Regions from separate parts of the Homo sapiens genome. Here regions 1 and 2 are each linked to region 3. Evidence: chromatin contacts called from ENCODE Hi-C or POLR2A ChIA-PET data. All regions are on one chromosome and are shown on one strand. The core of a region is the stretch at or near the end of the contact, and the rest is flanking DNA. Distances in the headings are between cores, read along the strand shown. Region 1 overlaps ZNRF1 (zinc and ring finger 1). Region 2 overlaps ZNRF1 (zinc and ring finger 1). Region 3 holds the start of KARS1 (lysyl-tRNA synthetase 1).

Region 1 (2,700 bases), core at 161-2,660, 540 kb before region 3:
CACACAGGGACAGAGCGCCCCTGCTCCAGGGAGGAGGCTCACCGGACCCTGGGGCAGAGCTGAGCTTGGGACACCAGCGGGAACAGGGCACCCCTTCTGCACTGACTTCCAGATCATGGTTCTCCCTTCCTCCCTGAGGACACCAAATTGGATGAGAGCAAGTTTGAGAGAAGAATGAATCAACTGCTATCCTTCCCCTCACCCCTCAGCCCAGGAGGGAAAGGGCATTTTCTTTTTCATCTTTGAAAGGCATTGTGGGTCTGTCTTTAAAGTGTTTACAAAAAAAAATTATATAAAAAAAAAGTCTAGTGTCGACTGGTGTTTTCCCTCGTGATGTTTACAGCTTGCTGTTTGCTGCCCAGCCATAACCCACTCAGTGACAGACGAACACAGCTAAGGCCTCGCTGCCAGCCTTCTGACGGCGGGCGAGCACACGGTCTCTTCCCCTGCCCCAACTGGCCCTCTCCACCACCAACTTCTCTACTTTGGGTTTGTTTGGTTTTTTCCCTCTATTTTTCTGGCTGGTTTTTTGCTCTTTTCTCCCCTTGAGACCCTAATATCTTGACTTCATTGCCAAAAAACAACCCATTGAGAACTTTCTTCCTACTGATCCCATCTCTTTTCCCTTCTTTCCTCCTGGTTCCGGTCAGTTCAGAGGATTTAACAATCACAAGTGTCCTGCAAAAATGCCTGAACATTATTCTTAGGCCCTCGTGGATTTTTTTTTTCAGAAAACTTAAACAAAAAAAGACTTACTAAGAAATATGTACAGCTACCCCTGTTTTCAGGCACTATGTTTGAGAACATTTTAGCCATTGATGTTCACACGTGGCATCAGCCCATGCAAGATAGGTTTCTGTATTTATATATTAAAATACAAAAAAAAACTTATAAAATGTTTAAAAAAATGTTCAAAGCTTGGGAGAAAAGCTTTCTTCATTAGTCAAGGTGTTTTGATATGGTATTAAAATGTCTAATAAAAGATGGCACTGCGTGATTTTATTTTAATGAAGTGTTATACAATCAAGAAATGGGGGCAAGGGCCTGCCCCCCACTCCCTCACCTACCTCCTTAGCATTCCTTCAGGCTGCTACTCGGGGCTCCAGGTGTGTGAATTGGTCCTCAGATAGTCAGGCCTGGGTGGAGGGAGTGGCAAGTCAGGCGTGCCTCCTACAAGCTTCCTAACCTCTTAAGCATCATGGAACCAGTCAGCCCTCTGTGGAGTCATTGTGCTGGACCTCTGAAAAGATCTGCAGGGGCCAAGATGTTGCAGCCACCGGAGGCTGCAAGGATGTGGGTTCTTCCAGGTGTGGGCCCAGCCCCCCTCCTTCCAGCCTTTGCTCCCCATCCCACGTTCCACTCGCCCTGCCTGTTGTTCAGTTTGCGTCTCAGTGCTGACTCACGGGCATGCTTCATTGAGGCCCAGGAAGAGGCCCTGGTTTGGGGCTGTGCCAGCTCAGAGCCCTTGAACCAGAACCAACTGCTCAGGCTCACAAAAGTTGGCAAAATGCGGGCTGGGCAGGCAGCTCGGGGCAGGGAGCAGCAGTGCAGGCCTGGCCTGTGTCCCCGTGCCCAGCGGGCTCCCGGAGCAGCATTCCAGAGCCTCCTGCAGAGCCAGCGAAGGAAAGCTCTAGAGGGAGACGACTCCACCGCCTCTCTGCTCTGACCCTTCTCAGGCCCGCCTGATGTGCTGGACCATCCCCCTGCTGCCACGGCCCCTGGCTCCGCAGTCACCCTCCATCAGATGCTTCCAGAAGCACCTACTCTGTGCAAGGGCATTCACAACAGGCCAGTGGGCAAACGTGAGCCAGGGCCAGCGGAGAAACACTAAAGAAGACTCGGTGGTTCAGAGCCTGGGTCTCAGCGCGGGACCCGTCTGGGGTGAAGACCTTGGGGCTGTTGTGAGTCGGTGGCAGGAACGTGGGCTCTAGACTGTGCATTCAGGCTCTCCTACTTGGCAGAATGATCTTGGGGAAACGACTTCATCTGAACTTCAGATATTTCACATGTGAAGCGGGGACAAAACCATGCAGCTCAGAGGTCCCTGTGGGGGCTGGGGGAGCTGCCCTGCAGGTCTTGGCACATGCACAGCAGGCTCCCCATAGCTTTGTCACCACAAAGGGCACTGTTCTATTCACAGCACCTCCTGCTTCTGCCTGGCAACTGTGTCTCCCTGTGCTATATTTAATTCCACCAGCAAAGCTGGCGAGGCAGGGCCCAGCCCTGAAGGAGATCTCCTTGCCTGACCCCTGGACCTGGAAATGGAGGCTTCATGTGCCCGCCTTGGCGGCTTAAGCCTGCTGCTTTGGCAGTGCCATGGGTGAGCCGAGCAGCTGTGAGGTGGGTGGGGCAGGGCTGTAGCCCACGCCGGGTGCTATTCCAGGCTCTAGGGGCTGGTGCTCATCCCCACCCCCAGCGACTTCCGTCCTACCTGGCATGCTGCAGCCCTCTGCCGGCTGTGGTGTCCTCTGAATTTGGACCCAGGTTGCCTGCTCTTGTTGTGGGGGTGGGATTGGGGCTGTCTGTGTTTCCCAGGTGGAGCTCATGTTTGTGATCCTCTATCTGGACAGCTCTCCAGAATCCTGTGTTGCCCCTGTTCTGCCTTTCTGGGATGGGAGAGAAGGTGAGGGAGCCGGCGAGCAGGTTCTACCCTCTCTGCTAAGGGCCTAGCACACTTTGATGAGGTTCCTGGACGTGAGA
Region 2 (2,700 bases), core at 95-2,594, 570 kb before region 3:
CTTTCAGCCTGGCTCTAGAATCTTGCAGTGCTACCACCCGGAGAGCAGAGATAAAGATTGGGATTTTATTCTCTGTGGGTCAGTTTGAGGTTTGCATTTTTTCACTTGGAATGATTGAAACTCGTGCTGCTCCTTCCGCGTGCATGTGTAAAACGAGCCACAGACTGCTAGTCTGTTCTGCTCTCCTGCTGTCCGTGACCGTTGCTAGACCTCCTGTATGGAGGCAGTGTGGTGCCATGGAAGGAGGCGATGCAGTAGAGTCAGGCCGGCATAAGTGGCTTCTCTGCATGTGTGTCAGCCCCATCCCTAAGCTGGGGTCATGCCACCCGGTGAGGCTCCATATGCCAGCATGTAGCACAGAGCCTACTGGGTGACCCTTCCAACAGCCCCTTGAGAGGAGAGGGCACAGTGCTGCATAAGTTGGTGTCTAAAGGGTGTGGAGTTGTATTTAAGCCTTTACTATCACATTGTGAATATTTATGGGTGGATTTATTTCGTGTCTGGAATTTTCTTCAAAATAATCTGGTGCAGGGAGAGTGAGTTGGGATAAAGATCAGATGACCATATAATTTATCATTCAATCCCAGGCAAGTTTGAAACTGAAAGAGGGAGCTATTAATTACACCAAGACGACACGCTTGAACTGGGGTTGTTGCAGCAAACCAAGACATGGACACCTCAGGGGAAAATCAGATAGGACTGACCCTGATTTGATCATTGTTGAAGCTGGGTGATGAGTACCTGGGAGCTCACTCTATTCAATTTTTTTGTTTGTCTGAAAATTTCCATAATAAAGGTTTTTTTAGGCCCAGTGCAGTGGCTCATGCCTATAATCCCAGCTCTTTAGGAGGCCTGGGCAGGAGGATCACTTGAAGCCAGGACTTGGAGGCCAGCCTGGGCAACATAACAAGGCCCTGTCTCTATAAAAAGTAATAATAATAAAATATTGAATAAATGTATTAAGGAAATGTTTGTATCAGAGTGCAGAAGCACCCAAAAGTTCGCACTGTCCAGGAAATGGCTGTTGAGTACTTTGCCAACCCCTGCCTGGGGTCATAAGCCCAGGTCACCATGCTGTCTGCTTTTCCCCCCTATCTCTGGGCACTTCCAGGTGGGGGTGGGTGGGAGGGAGTAAATGGAGAGGCTCCTCCTACTCTTCATTGTTGGTGGGAGGAATGAGAACCTGGAGGCTGTCCTAGCTGTCTGTGACTTGATTTAGCATAGGGGGAAAGGGCTGACCTTTTTCCTGCCAGCAGTACTGTCAAGGCCTGCCCAGGTGGCAGCCGAAGTAGCTCCCTTCATGCCCACTGCACACCACAGCATGGTGGCAGGGGCGCCTGCAGTCTGTGCACATGCACACATGATCGTTCTCTGCACCCCTTATCGGAACTGCGGGTTGGGCAGGAAGCAGCATGACCGCAGTGGGTTCCTAACCGACATTCTGTCTCACACACGCTTCACTGTCCTACTTAACCCTCGCTGTGGTATGGCAGTTACTGGAACCTTGACTGGTAGAAGGTAGCCTCTGCTGGGAATGGACTCAGACAGCAGGCTGACTGCCCTTAATTTGTTATCTCTTTCCGGTTGTACAGCTGGGCCTTTTTCACACATTTCCGTGAAGTGTGATGTTCATTCATCCAACAGATATTTTCAAGAGCCCATCATATGCCAGGCTCTAGGGCTACAGCAGTAAAATAAACAGACTCTGCCTTCAAGGGGCTTATACTGTAAGGGGGCCACAGACAGCAGGTGCAGCAAAGGTGGAGGAGGAGGGTCACCTTTCTCACATGGCTGCTGAGTGCTCAGGAATCGATGTTAGGATGCTGTCATGTGGAGATCATTGGCAACCGTGGAAAGGATGGTTTTAGAGATTGGAGCAGGTTCAAGAGGAACTGGGAGAGGAAGTGAAGATGGCCATTGGAGATGCTTCATTGGAACTGGGGCAGTTGCTGCAGGTGTAGGTGGGATTGAGAGAGCGTTGTGTGAGGTAGAGAATAGCTTACATATGTGGACTCAGGAGAGAGGAAAAATATGCTTAACAGAACTTGTTCTGAATGGCCCTTTTGTATGCCATAGCAAATATCAAACAACCCTGATCATGAGATATAGAGCCCTGGAGGGCCTGATTCAGTTTTCTTCTTCCTTCAGAGTCCCATCTTCTCCATACTAAAAGTAAATCACAAATATTTGGATTGTTATTGACATATCTATTATATGTTTTAATCTTCTATCTATAATCTTTCTCTTGTTATATAAATGGTTCTGAACTTTTGGGTTCTAAGCCCAAACACTTTTGACATCTAACTCTATGAATCTCCCTTAGAATGTGGCATCTTATTTCAGGAGGCTGATGGATCCGCTGATGTCCATCCCCATAGGTTTCAGGTCAAGAGCCTGTGTGTGGGACACATTCGCTAGACAGCCACTTCGGGATGTGAAAGAAATGAGAGCTCTGTGGCCTCCTCTTTTCTTCTCTTCCCTAATGGGTCATCCCTTCACTGAGGGGAGAAATTATATTTGTTTTGCCATTTTCCTTACAACTTAATAACTAGAATACATATGAATGGATAGACAGACTGACTGACTTGATTGCTTATCCTATTTAAGTGTGGCACATTCAGTCCATAGCACATGGCATCCTCTCTTGGGGCACAGTTTTCAATGGTTTCCCAAGAGAGGATGCCATGTGCTACGGACTGA
Region 3 (2,700 bases), core at 33-2,532:
ATACAAAAATTGGCCAGCCATGGTGGCACACGCCTGTAATCCCAGCTACTCGGGAGGCTGAGGCAGGAGAATCGCTTGAACCCTGGCAGCGAAGGTTGCAGTGAGCTGAGATCGCGCCACTGCACTCCAGCCTGGCGACAGAGCGAGACTCCATCTTAAAAAAAAAAAAAAAGAAACATCATTTCTCTTTTCTTTTTCATTCAGGGTCTGGCTCCGTCTCAGTAACTCCTTGGGGAAAGCGATGGAGAAGGGCTCGCTCACGCAGCACTTCTGGCAGTCCCTGAAGGACCACTACCTCAAGTCTCCCAGGCTGGAGTGCAGTGGCACGACTTCAGCACACTGCAACCTCCGCCTCCTGGGTTAAAGCGATTCTCCTGCCTCAGTCTCCCGAGTAGCTGGGATAACAAGTGCGCGCCACGGGGATTAAGCCCTCTCGTATGCCTCTGGAATGGTACTATGTACCATCTTCCTAGCAATGATAAAACACTCAATTACCTGTGTTCTGTGGTTCAAATGGGGAACGCTAATGAGAATATAAGACAGCCAGTTAAAGGGTGGCTAATCCTGACTTATCTATGTTAACCTACATACTCCAGGGATTTGGGAGTGGTTAACAAAGATATCAGGCTGAATTAAGATGGTCTCTACTGTTAGACGTTGATCACTTAATACTCACAGGTATCTACTGAATAACCCATACGGGTAGATGCATGACAGTTTTAGAACTGATCCCTTTTAATACATAACGTTCAGAATGACCTTAGTGAGGCCCAGAAAATTTTGAAGGTCTTTCTGAAAAGCTAGGGTATTTAACATTTCTCCAACTTCCACGTTTACTGAGTGGCTCAACAAAAGAATGCATTTCTCAGAAAGGAGGATGAAGCTAAGCAGGAAGTTTCGCTTTTCTTTTCTGATAACTCTTAGTTCTCGTCCTAGTTCCTCCTCCACAGTCTCTTAACTCTAGGAGTATGATAGGGAGCATCCCGCCGGTGCCAGCTGGGAACGGGGAGCCGGCGTGCCCGGGGTATCCCGGGGTACGTGGTCTGCAGGGCGCAGCCACCACGTCTCAGCATGTGCGTACCCACGAGAGCCGGCAAGAAGGCCCCGGCACAGCAGCCTTGGTGGGAACCTCGCGGCGCTTCCCAGCCCAGACTCTCCTACCGCAAAGGCTTTAAAGACTCGCAGCGACACTCACTTCTTGCTCAGTTTCGGCTCGCTGCCATCCACTTTCACCTCGGCCGCCTGCACGGCCGCCATCTTCCCGGAGGGCCCGACCCAAAAGTAAGGAGGATAGTACGTTAATTTCCAGGTCAAGGTGCGAAGCCCCACCTCTTCCGGGGGAGAGGGGGCGGGCACTCTCGATGCGCCGCGGCTGCTGCTGCGCAGGCCCAGTGCTGCGCTTCGCGGCAGAGGCGTCTGCGGTGACAGCTCAGTCAGTTGAGCTCTGTGTGCCAGGCGCTCGCGAGGGGGTAGCTCTTCTAGTAGTGCTCGGCGTCAGACATGGCGGAGGCGATGGATTTGGGCAAAGACCCCAACGGGCCCACCCATTCCTCGACTCTGTTCGTGAGGGACGACGGCAGCTCCATGTCCTTCTACGTGCGGCCCAGCCCGGCCAAGCGTCGGCTGTCGACGCTCATCCTGCACGGCGGCGGCACCGTGTGCCGAGTGCAGGAGCCCGGGGCCGTGCTGCTGGCCCAGCCCGGGGAGGCGCTGGCCGAGGCCTCGGGTGATTTCATCTCCACGCAGTACATCCTGGACTGCGTGGAGCGCAACGAGAGGCTGGAGCTGGAGGCCTATCGGCTGGGCCCCGCCTCGGCGGCGGACACCGGCTCGGAAGCAAAGCCCGGGGCCCTGGCCGAGGGCGCCGCGGAGCCGGAGCCGCAGCGGCACGCCGGGCGGATCGCCTTCACGGATGCGGACGACGTAGCCATCCTTACCTACGTGAAGGAAAATGCCCGCTCGCCCAGCTCCGTCACCGGTAACGCCTTGTGGAAAGCGATGGAGAAGAGCTCGCTCACGCAGCACTCGTGGCAGTCCCTGAAGGACCGCTACCTCAAGCACCTGCGGGGCCAGGAGCATAAGTACCTGCTGGGGGACGCGCCGGTGAGCCCCTCCTCCCAGAAGCTCAAGCGGAAGGCGGAGGAGGACCCGGAGGCCGCGGATAGCGGGGGTGAGGAGGCTGAGCGCGGGGCCTCGCGGATATCTGCGCGGGTGGGGTTGGGATCTTTCTCCTGGCTGCCTGGCGTCCATCTTGGCATCTTCGGTAGCAGCGCTTGGCCCCGCCCCCTGTTGACATCCGGGTAAATTTGCACCATTTTCTTGCCTTCTCGCTCCCTTGTTGTTTATTATTGTTCTTTTTTTGCGATGGGTCTCTGTTACCTAAGCTGGTCTGAACTCCTGAGCTCAAGCGATCCTCCTGCCTCGGCCACCCAAAGTGTTGGGATTACAGGAGTGAGCCACCACGTCTGGCCTCTCGTCGTTTTTATTTTTTAATTTTTGAGTGGGGGCTCGCTCCGTCGCCCAGGCTGTGATGCAGCCGCGCGATCACGACCTACTGCATCCTGGACCTCCTGGGCTCAAGCGAATCTCCGGCTTCAGCCTCCCAAGTAGCTGGAACTACACTCCCGCGCCACCACGTCCCGCTAAATTAAAAAAAAAATTGTTGTAGAGATGGGGGTCTCGTTGTGTTGCCCTGACAGG

Evidence for each region. Hi-C counts contacts between places; a loop is a spot of excess contacts on that map. ChIA-PET counts read pairs that join two places held with the same protein, here RNA polymerase II (POLR2A). Pooled maps may share reads with other maps.
Region 1: a loop to region 3 is called in a pooled map, with 4 times the contacts of the local background. The contact joins the enhancer-like site here to the promoter of KARS1 in region 3. A Hi-C loop is called at or near these places in 4 of 50 pooled maps. POLR2A ChIA-PET finds 5 or more read pairs at or near these places in 2 of 52 experiments (activated B cell and activated CD4-positive, alpha-beta memory T cell).
Region 2: a loop to region 3 is called in a pooled map, with 5 times the contacts of the local background. The contact joins the enhancer-like site here to the promoter of KARS1 in region 3. A Hi-C loop is called at or near these places in 4 of 50 pooled maps.

Annotation. Positions count from the first base shown.
Region 1 is chr16:75,107,726-75,110,425 of GRCh38, forward strand. It overlaps ZNRF1 (zinc and ring finger 1), which reads left to right. Exons shown (of 5, transcript NM_032268.5): 5 at 8-2,700. Among named protein-coding and RNA genes, the nearest start is that of LDHD, 7.7 kb to the right of the region's middle. RefSeq lists enhancers at 1-110, 1,305-1,454, 1,485-1,564. Within about 2 kb of position 1,411, at least 37 of the 41 ENCODE cell types and tissues checked have a DNase peak (open chromatin) inside an H3K27ac peak, as active enhancers do.
Region 2 is chr16:75,073,981-75,076,680 of GRCh38, forward strand. All of the region lies in intron 1 of ZNRF1 (zinc and ring finger 1), which reads left to right. Among named protein-coding and RNA genes, the nearest start is that of LDHD, 41 kb to the right of the region's middle. RefSeq lists enhancers at 856-1,356, 1,357-1,857, 1,707-1,936. Within about 2 kb of position 1,345, at least 7 of the 41 ENCODE cell types and tissues checked have a DNase peak (open chromatin) inside an H3K27ac peak, as active enhancers do.
Region 3 is chr16:75,646,383-75,649,082 of GRCh38, forward strand. It overlaps KARS1 (lysyl-tRNA synthetase 1), which reads right to left and starts at 1,283. Exons shown (of 14, transcript NM_005548.3): 1 at 1,196-1,283. The coding sequence starts at 1,257. It overlaps TERF2IP (TERF2 interacting protein), which reads left to right and starts at 1,391. Exons shown (of 3, transcript NM_018975.4): 1 at 1,391-2,170. The coding sequence starts at 1,501. RefSeq lists enhancers at 1,136-1,315, 1,355-2,312, 2,246-2,515, 2,313-2,700 and a silencer at 1,816-1,935.